Linked DNA regions of Homo sapiens: region 1 is linked to region 2. A link is a contact called in ENCODE Hi-C or POLR2A ChIA-PET data. All regions are on one chromosome and are shown on one strand. The core of a region is the stretch at or near the end of the contact, and the rest is flanking DNA. Distances in the headings are between cores, read along the strand shown.

Evidence for each region. A loop is a pair of places that touch in the nucleus more often than their neighbours do. ChIA-PET counts read pairs that join two places held with the same protein, here RNA polymerase II (POLR2A). Pooled maps may share reads with other maps.
Region 1: a map of naive thymus-derived CD4-positive, alpha-beta T cell shows a loop between it and region 2 (7-fold over the local background). The contact joins the promoter of RAD21L1 here to the promoter of RBCK1 in region 2. A Hi-C loop is called at or near these places in 1 of 168 maps with a recorded cell type or tissue (naive thymus-derived CD4-positive, alpha-beta T cell), 2 of 37 single-sample maps with no recorded cell type and 6 of 50 pooled maps. POLR2A ChIA-PET finds 5 or more read pairs at or near these places in 2 of 52 experiments (A549 and WTC11).

Annotation. Positions count from the first base shown.
Region 1 is chr20:1,224,447-1,228,903 of GRCh38, forward strand. It overlaps RAD21L1 (RAD21 cohesin complex component like 1), which reads left to right and starts at 1,598. Exons shown (of 14, transcript NM_001384355.1): 1 at 1,598-1,694; 2 at 3,976-4,151. The coding sequence starts at 4,008. RefSeq lists a silencer at 1,810-1,859.
Region 2 is chr20:406,613-410,858 of GRCh38, forward strand. It overlaps RBCK1 (RANBP2-type and C3HC4-type zinc finger containing 1), which reads left to right and starts at 1,687. Exons shown (of 12, transcript NM_031229.4): 1 at 1,687-2,167; 2 at 3,269-3,413. The coding sequence starts at 2,146. RefSeq lists a silencer at 1,385-1,654 and enhancers at 1,632-2,274, 2,225-2,274, 2,275-2,915, 2,325-2,424, 2,485-2,584 and 1 more.

The DNA.
Region 1 (4,457 bases), core at 348-2,847, 820 kb after region 2:
GCCCTGTTCCCACCCGGGGTTGGGAACCCCTGGTGTAGAGAATGGGCTTTAGGGAGGTGAGTGACAGGAAGGAGACCGCTCAGGAGGTTGGAGCTTTTCCAGGAGAGAGGTGGCTTAGACTAGGGTGGAGTCGGTGGAGATCTTGAGAAGGGGTAGATGAAAGTCATATTTGAAGGTGGAGTGATGGGCTTGCTGATGGGCTGGCATTGAAGTAGACATGAGGGTGGCACCAAGGGTGTCTCCCAGACATCCTCTTGAATGGTTGCCGTGACATCATTTCCTGAGGTCGGAAATTGGGAGCTAAACTTCAATTTGAATTCAATTTGAATCCTGTCTCTACAATTCCCAACCACGTGACCCTAGACAGGTTGCTATTTTTTCTCCAGCCCTTTCCTTATTCAAAAGGGGAAAACCAGTAACTACTTTTGTGAGATTGTTTGAAGAGTCAATGAGACAACCCATGAAAATGCCCAGCCAGGAGCCTGAACCTTATCAATAACCTTATATTGGATGCCATTGCCGCTCCAAGATTTATTAGTATTTACTATCAAACTCAAGAGAGGAAACCAGCCTTGCATCCTGATGCTCTTGCAGGATTTTTCTCAGGTTCTAGCACTTGGCCTTGACTACTGAGAACTGTGATATTCCAGGCTGGAAAATATTTGCTGTCCCCAAAGGGCAGGTCAATGTGAATAATCTTTTTAATAATAACAATAATAATAATAGCTAATATTTGTAGAGCACTTATTATTGCTTGGCTCTTTTCATGGTTCATTTTATTTATTTCTTACAATATCCTACGGCGCGAGTACTTTTATTATTTTCACTTTACAGATGAGAAAATCTGAGGTTCAAGGGATTAAAGAATTTCTCCAGTGACCTCCAGCTATAAGTGGAAGAGAAGAGACTGGACTGCATCATAGGGATGTTCAGAGATCAGCCAGAAAGATCACCTTTCACAACAGGACTATGGGGCCCAGGCCCCATCCCTGTCATGCCCCTGCTCAGGTGTCTCAGGTCCGAGCGCCAGGACAAAGCCGGAGACTGCGCACTAGGACCGGTGCGCCTTGCTCACTGTCTGACTCTATCCCTCCTGCCCCGTCCACTGTCCCCACCAACGCCCTGCGCCCTCGTCCCTCTCAGTCCCGGTCCTCTCCACTCTAGCGCACTGCCCTACTCTGTCCGTACCCCCAGCCGCCGCCGCCGCCGCCGCGCCCAGTCCCTCGGTCGCTGGCCCGCCCTTCCCCGCCCCCTGCCCCCGGTCCCTCAGCCACTGCCCCGCCCCGCCCGTCCATACCCCTCCACGCCCCTCCCCATGTCCTGCCCGTCCCTCTCCATCCCCTGCACGCCCCGCCCCTCGCCCACTGCCCCGCCCCATCCCCTGTCAGTCCCGTCCATCGCCCACTGCCCCGCCCCGTCTCCTGCACGCCCCGCCCCGTCCCCTGCACGCCCCGCCCTCGCCCACTGCCCCGCCCCGTCCCCTGCACGCCCCGCCCCTCGCCCACTGCTCCGCCCCGTCCCCTGCACGCCCCGCCCTCGCCCACTGCCCCGCCTTCTCCACGCCCCGCCCCTCCCCGCCCCGCGCCTGCCGCGCATTGCAGACGCCCAGCGGCGCCAAGAACCCGGCCAAGCTGACTTGGCGACTCCTCGCAGCCCCTGCTCTGGCACGCCACACCTCAGACGAGGCTTTGAAAGTAGGGCGCAGCCTGAGAGGCCGGCCGGACCCCGAGTGCTGTAGGCGGGCTGGGAGATGGGGGCCGCCGCCACCCACATTCCCACACGCACCCGGCGCCGGCGCCTCACGCCGTGTTAGCTCGCGGCGCCAAGCCCGGAGGGTCCCGCCTGAGGAAGAAAGGTCGTCGCCCGCAGCCCAGCTGGGGCTGGAGGCGCGACCCGGGGTCTCCTCGCCCGCACGCGGAAGAAAATGGGCGCTGTGGCCTCAGTTTCCCTCTGTGAGCACCCGGCCCGGAACTCTGAGGAGTCGTCTGTGGAGGAGCCTTTGGCGTCCCCCTGCCCCTGAGCGTGGCCGTCAGCTCTTCCCAGCCCCTGCACTTTGCTTTCCCCTCCCTCACGCCCGGAAGGGTCTCGCCCTGCCCGGCTCAGCCCTCTCTCCCCACGCCCCTCTCCCAGGGTCCCCGCCCGGTCCCCTTCCGACCCCTTCCTCCCTCCCTTCGCTCCCTCCCCGCCACCGCCGCCACCCTGCCCTTTGCGGGCCGGTTTCCACGGAGTGGCCCCATCCCGGTGGCTTCACGTTGCACGAAGTCAGTTCAATCTGGAGACTGAAAAAGCCTCCGGGACGTGGGGCGGGAGGGTGCGGGGGGAGTTTGTGTGCGTATTTTGTGGGGAGGGGAAAAAGGTTAGGTAATATGTGCTCGGGAAAATCAATGTCTCAGGAATAGCAAATCTCAGGGTTTGGGTTTTTTCTTTGTTTGTTTTCTCTTTTAAGAAGTCCATCACTTAAAAAGTACATTTGATTTTTTTGAGACGGAGTCGCCCTCTGTCGCCCAGGCTGGAGTGCAGTAGGGCGATCGCGGCTCATTGCAGCCTCCGTCTCCCGGGTTCGAGCGATTCTCCTGCCTCAGCCTCCCAAGTAGCTGGGATTACAGACGCCCGCCACCGTGCCTGGCTACTTTTTGTACTTTTAGTAGAGACGGGGTTTCACCATGTTGGCCAGGCTGGTCTCCAGTTCCTGGCATCAAAGTGATCCGCCCGCCTCAGCCTCCCACAGTGCTGGGATTACAGGCGTGAGCCACTGCGCCAGGCCAAAAAGTACATTTTAAAAGTACCTCACACCACTGGGAGCCATTTAAAAAGATAAATAGGAATTTATTCCGAGAGAGCGAAACACACAGACTAAAAAGGAAAGTAGTGGAACCAGCGCAAGGTACAAGCCATATGCATTAAAATCTCCAGCTGCCCCGTAGGGGAACATGGTTTGGCGGATTGCGTCACCTTTAGTTGGGGCATAATGATTGAATTCTTGCGGTACAAATAGACACTGATGGAAGTTTACCTAAGTTTTTAATTCTTTCGCCGACTTTGTGTTCGTCTTGGCTCAGTTTTCTCTTTTATCAGTATCTTAAGTAGAAAAGAAGCAAAAAGAAGCTTCCATAGTGGCAGTGTAAGATTACTTATATGTAAGCAATAATTTGATTCTTCCCTAGAAGTCAACCAAAGTGCTATAACATCCCTTCTCATCTTTAGCTTAGTGATAGAGCCCTATGGTGTTACCAAGAATAGTACAGTTTGTAAAAATGTGCATTAATTCCTTCTCTTTGTTTTAAGTGAAGGTTTTCTTTTATCGTTCTTATTTCAAAACATTTAAATTTGATTCGTGTTTCTTCCCTTGCCTTCTAATTATTTTCTTATAGTTTCTTGTTTTCTTCATTTTTCCACTTTATGGAATGGAAACTCCACTCCACTCCACTTTTTGGAGTCCCGTGATTTTAACTTCAAAAATTAAAATATTGTTGAATAAACCAGAGTATCTTGAAGAGGGCAATGAAATTCAACACCTGCGTATAAATCAATAATCCAATCCTTCTTAAATTATTAAGTTTTAGAAAAGAGGTGCCCTGTATTAGCTTTTCTTGGTTTTGTCTACCTTTTCCTATTCTTGTTTCTTATTTCCATATCTTATATTTTCAGCCTTCCTCCTTTATTTGACCATGTTAGTAAGAAGAGAACTCAAATCCTTTTTTGGATAAAATAAGTGACATGTATGAAGAAATCATTAATCAGGATGCATTTAAGCCCGGTGTAGAGGTGTAGTTCACAATTTACTAGAGCTTTGTCATTAGGTTATAATTTTATATTCTAAATAAGTTTCTCTTATTTACAAGAGAATAAATTGTATTGAATAATTGAATTAGAACATAATCTGAATGTTATTTTGTAGAATTAATACATATTTTTCTTATAGCAATAAAAAGTTTTTGTAATAAAATTTTAAATTTCTTTTCGTGTTCTCTCTAGTTTGTTAAATACAAGTAAGGAACACAGGCAACATGTTCTACACACATGTGCTTATGAGTAAACGAGGGCCATTGGCCAAAATATGGCTTGCAGCTCACTGGGAGAAGAAACTCACAAAGGCCCATGTATTTGAATGTAATCTAGAGATAACCATTGAAAAAATTCTTTCACCCAAGGTATGTTACTGATTAAAATGATAGCTTGTATTTATCATGACTTTGGAGGAGGAAAGACATTAAGATACACTTATATCATGAAATACATTTTCAAGGAAGTTTTACTTGTCAAATGGTCTTTCCTTTAATTCCTATAGCATTTAGTGTTATAACAAACCTATTGGTTTCTGTTGGTAATTAACTTTTTCATATGTCTATCATAGATAGATTGGACCCTAAGGGACAAAGGCCATATTTTATGCGTATTCATATTCCTTTCTTATTCACTAACAAAATACAGTTGACATAGTAAGTACTTAATAAGCA
Region 2 (4,246 bases), core at 437-2,936:
CTACTCGGGAAGCTGAGCCCAGGAGTTGGAGGCTGTAGTGAGCCATGATCACGCCACTGCACTCCAGCCTGGGCAACAAGAGTGAAACTCCATCTCAAAAAAAAAAAAAAAAAAAAAAAAGGCTTCCCCAGGCCATTCAAATGTACAGCCAAAGTTAAGAAACATTGTCTAAAGGGATGTGTTTCCGGCAAAAGAAAAATTATCCCAGATGAAGGTCTGAGGTTCATTCCTTCATTCAACATATGGAGCCTCCATTATGTGTTTGGAACTGTTCTAGACACCAGGAACACAGCAGTGAGCAAAACAAACCAAAGTCCCTGCCCTCTAGGAGAGGAAAACAGACCCAGAATAACATAAATAAGTAAAACATGCTCCGTTAGACAGTAATAGATGCTGAGAAGAAAAAATGAAGCCAGGAAAGCGGATGTGAAATGCTGGATACGTGTGTCTGTGAAATTTCAGATGGAGTAACTAGGGAAGATTTTTGGGTAAAGACCAAAATAAAGGGAAGGAGGGAGCCATGCAGACGTTTGGGTTATGGCAGGTGCAAAGGCCTTAGGGCGGGAGTGTGTCTGACTTACTCCAGGACCCAGCAGGTCAATGGGACTTGAGTGGAATGAGGCAGGGGCAGGGCAGTCAGCTACGAAGACAGAGATCGGGAGGCAATTTGCGAGCCCTGGGACAGATCTCGGATTTTGCTTTAAGTGAGATGGGAGTACTTGGGTCGGGGAGTGGCATGGGTTTGATTTACATTTTAACAGGACTCTCCGGCAGCTAGGTGGAAATGGACGGTAGGGGGCAAAAAGAGAAGCAAGGAGGCCCAGGAGGAGGCTGGTTCAAGACCCCTGAGATGATGGAGCACTGATGGAGCTGGAGCGGGATGGGGCCGGAGGAGGTGAGGGATGAGATTCTGCAAGTGGAGCCCGCAGGATCTGCTGATCGATGGGACGAGGAACGGGAGAAAAATTAAAGCGGCGCATGAGGCAGACGAATGCAAACTTCACCAATAGCTCAACGAAAAGACAGACGGTGACCGCTGAGAGGCAGCGTCGGATCTGGGTAAGGGCGGGTTCCTGAGCCTGCCAGGCCTGGATTCAAACCTCGGCTGAGTGGCCTTGGACAGGTCATCAACAAACAGAGCCTTCGTTTATTCATGTGCAAACGGGGCCAAGGACCGGGCCTGCCCCGAGGTATGCCTGAGGCTTGGGTGAGCAGGCGCCGGGCTCGCAGGGCGCGCTCCTAACCCGTCCCCAGCGGCTCGACGCTGTGGATCCCGCCGCCCTCCAGCCCCGGCTCCGGCGCCGACTCCTGCTCAGGCTCCTGCTCCTGCCCCCGGCCCCGCCCCCGGCCCCGGCCCCGGCCCCCGGCCCACCCCGGCCCCGCCCCCAGCCCCCGGCCCCCCCGGCCCCGCCCCCGGCCCCGCCCCGGCCCCGCCCACCCCGCCTGCGGCCCAGCTCCTTCCCGCGGCTCTGCGATGCGGCCCGCAGGGTGACCCGGGCGGGAGTCCGGGGACCCGCGATCAGCCCCGGAGGACGGGGTGGGGTCGCCCCAAACAGGAGCGCCGGGACCGCTGGGACCCCGCACTCGGCGTCCGCCGCCGCCGGGTAGCCGGGCAGTGGAGGTCCCGGATGAGGCGACAATTTTTCCGGCCCCCCCTCCCAGTCCCGCCCCACTTCCGGGGCCGCCACTTTCACTTTCTCTTCCGCCGAAGCCGCTCCCCTTGCGAAGAACTGGGGCCTCCCGGGAGGAGAGAGGGCTTTGCCTTGAAACCCGGGACGCCAGGGGCGCTCCCGCAAGTGGGGGTCCTCCGGGACTTGGAACGCCCCGGCTGGGTGGTGTCCGGGCGTCCTTTCCCCGCTTCTTCCCACCTCGGCTGGTCCCGTTTCCTCCTGCGCCCAGTGCGGACCTGTCTCGGCGCCCGCTGCCCTCTCACCGCCCCACGCAGGATCCCGGCCTGGTCACCGGGCAGTGTGATGCTTCCCGACTGCCGCGGGGACAGCGAGGCACACACAGGGCTTGGGCCGCGCCGGAGGCCACACGGCCTGGCTGAGTTGCTCCTGGTCTCCCGCCTCTCCCAGGCGACCCGGAGGTAGCATTTCCCAGGAGGCACGGTCCCCCCCAGGGGGATGGGCACAGCCACGCCAGATGGACGAGAAGACCAAGAAAGGTGGGCACAGGCTGGAGGTGGCTGGGGAACTTCCGGTGGGAAGTGGGCCCCGCAGGACCTGGCCTTGCCCCTGGCCAGAAGGGCCTTGGAGAGGGGGCTTTAGCCTGCCCTCCCTCTACCCTCCTCCCCATCAGTTTCCTCCTTTGGTACCTGCTGGCTTCCAGAGCCATCTTGGGGCCCTGAGAACTCCTTGGGCTGGCTCTGTGCTGAGATGGGGCTAGGGGACTCGCAGAGGACACAGGGCATTGAACTTGGAGACCTCCTGGGCTGGTGGGAGACAGACGTCAGTTGACCTGAGAAGCAGGGGTACTTGCCTCTTCTCTTGTCCCCTGCACCTAGGGTTGTAGAACGGAAGTCAGTCACTGCCTTGCTGGAAACCCTCCCATGCCCCTCTGTGTTCTCCAAACAAAACCCAGAGGCCCTGGGTGGCCCACAGGATATCTGTCCTCAGTCACCCCGCCATGCTCACTCTACTGGAGCCCCACTGGCTTCCTTCGGTTCTCATCCAACCATTTTTTGGCCAAGGCCCTTACTCTTCCTTCCACCTGGACCACTCTTCCCCACTGGAGCTTGACACGTGCAGCTTCTCCTCCTTCAGGTCTTAGCTTCAGTGTTACCCCCTCCCAGAGGCCTCCCCTGGTCTCCTTAACCTGTTTATTTCCCTGCCAGCAAGGATCGCAATCTGACTTTTTTTTTTTTTCTTGTTAAACTTGTTCATTGTCTCCCCACTGGGCAGGGAGATCCATAAGGAGAGGGGCCCTGTTTATAAATCTCTGTGGGATTCCAGTTCCTGGGACAGTGGGTGGCACACAGTAGAAGCTCAATAACTGCTTGTTGGATAAATGAATAGAAATATGAGGGACCCTGGGAATGGGAAGGACAAACAACCAAATGAGCCTAGTGTGAGGAGGAGTGGGGAATATTAGAGAACCCCTCCCGGAGAAAGGGACTTTTAGTCTGGGTGCTGAAGGATACGTAGGAGTTCACCAGGAAGACAGAGAAAGCAGCACACACAAAGGATCGCCTCCTTTCCTACCCCATTACTCTCAGCTCCTGAAAATAAACCCTGTGCTAACTGGCTCCTGCTGTACTGGCTTTCAGCAGAGGAAATGGCCCTGAGCCTCACCCGAGCAGTGGCGGGCGGGGATGAACAGGTGGCAATGAAGTGTGCCATCTGGCTGGCAGAGCAACGGGTGCCCCTGAGTGTGCAACTGAAGCCTGAGGTCTCCCCAACGCAGGACATCAGGTGAGGAGTGCATGGCTGGCCTGAACCCAAGGGACAGCAGGACAGGATATTCTTGCCTGTAGAACAGTTCTTCCTAATGGCACGTTCTGGCTTCAGGAGGCCTGGCTTCTAACCCTAGTTATGTCATTAATCAACTGTGAAATACAGAGCAGGTCACTTCACCTCTCAGTGTGTCCTCATTTTAAAAATCAGACCGTAACAGTAGCTATCTCATAGGGTTGTTAGGAGGTGTACTGTATTAGGATGTTAGGCCTTATACAACAGAAGAAAACGGAACAGTGACGTAAACAAATTTGATGGCAGGGAGTCCAGATAGGGAGGTTCTGCTCCCGACAGTCCTCAGAGGCTCATATTGTTTCTCTCACCATTCTGCCATTCATTCCCAGATTCCTCATGGTGCAAAATGGCCATTCCAGCTCCATCCAGCCATCACATCACAGGAGGAAGGGAAGAAAGACACCCCTCCACACTCTTCTAAAGAGCATAGCTCAAAAATTGTACACACTTCTTCCGTTAATTCCTGTGGACCAGAACTGATTCCCACAGCTACAGTTCAGCTTGAGGGGAGACTGTATAGCCAAGATATTCAGCTAGAATTCAGGGGTTCGCTTGGTAAGGGAAGGGAAGAGAATGGATACTGTCGGTCTGTGCTCCAGGAGACTTAAACTCAATGCTGAAACACTTTGCACAATGCCTGGCGTGTTATGCACTCAATAATAAACATTAGTGTCTATCGTTATTTTTTGACTGCTTTTTCATTACTGGATAGTAAGGCAATAGTTTTATGGTTTCTGATTTTTGGTTCTCTTGGTGGGTCCCATTTGGTTTTTCTT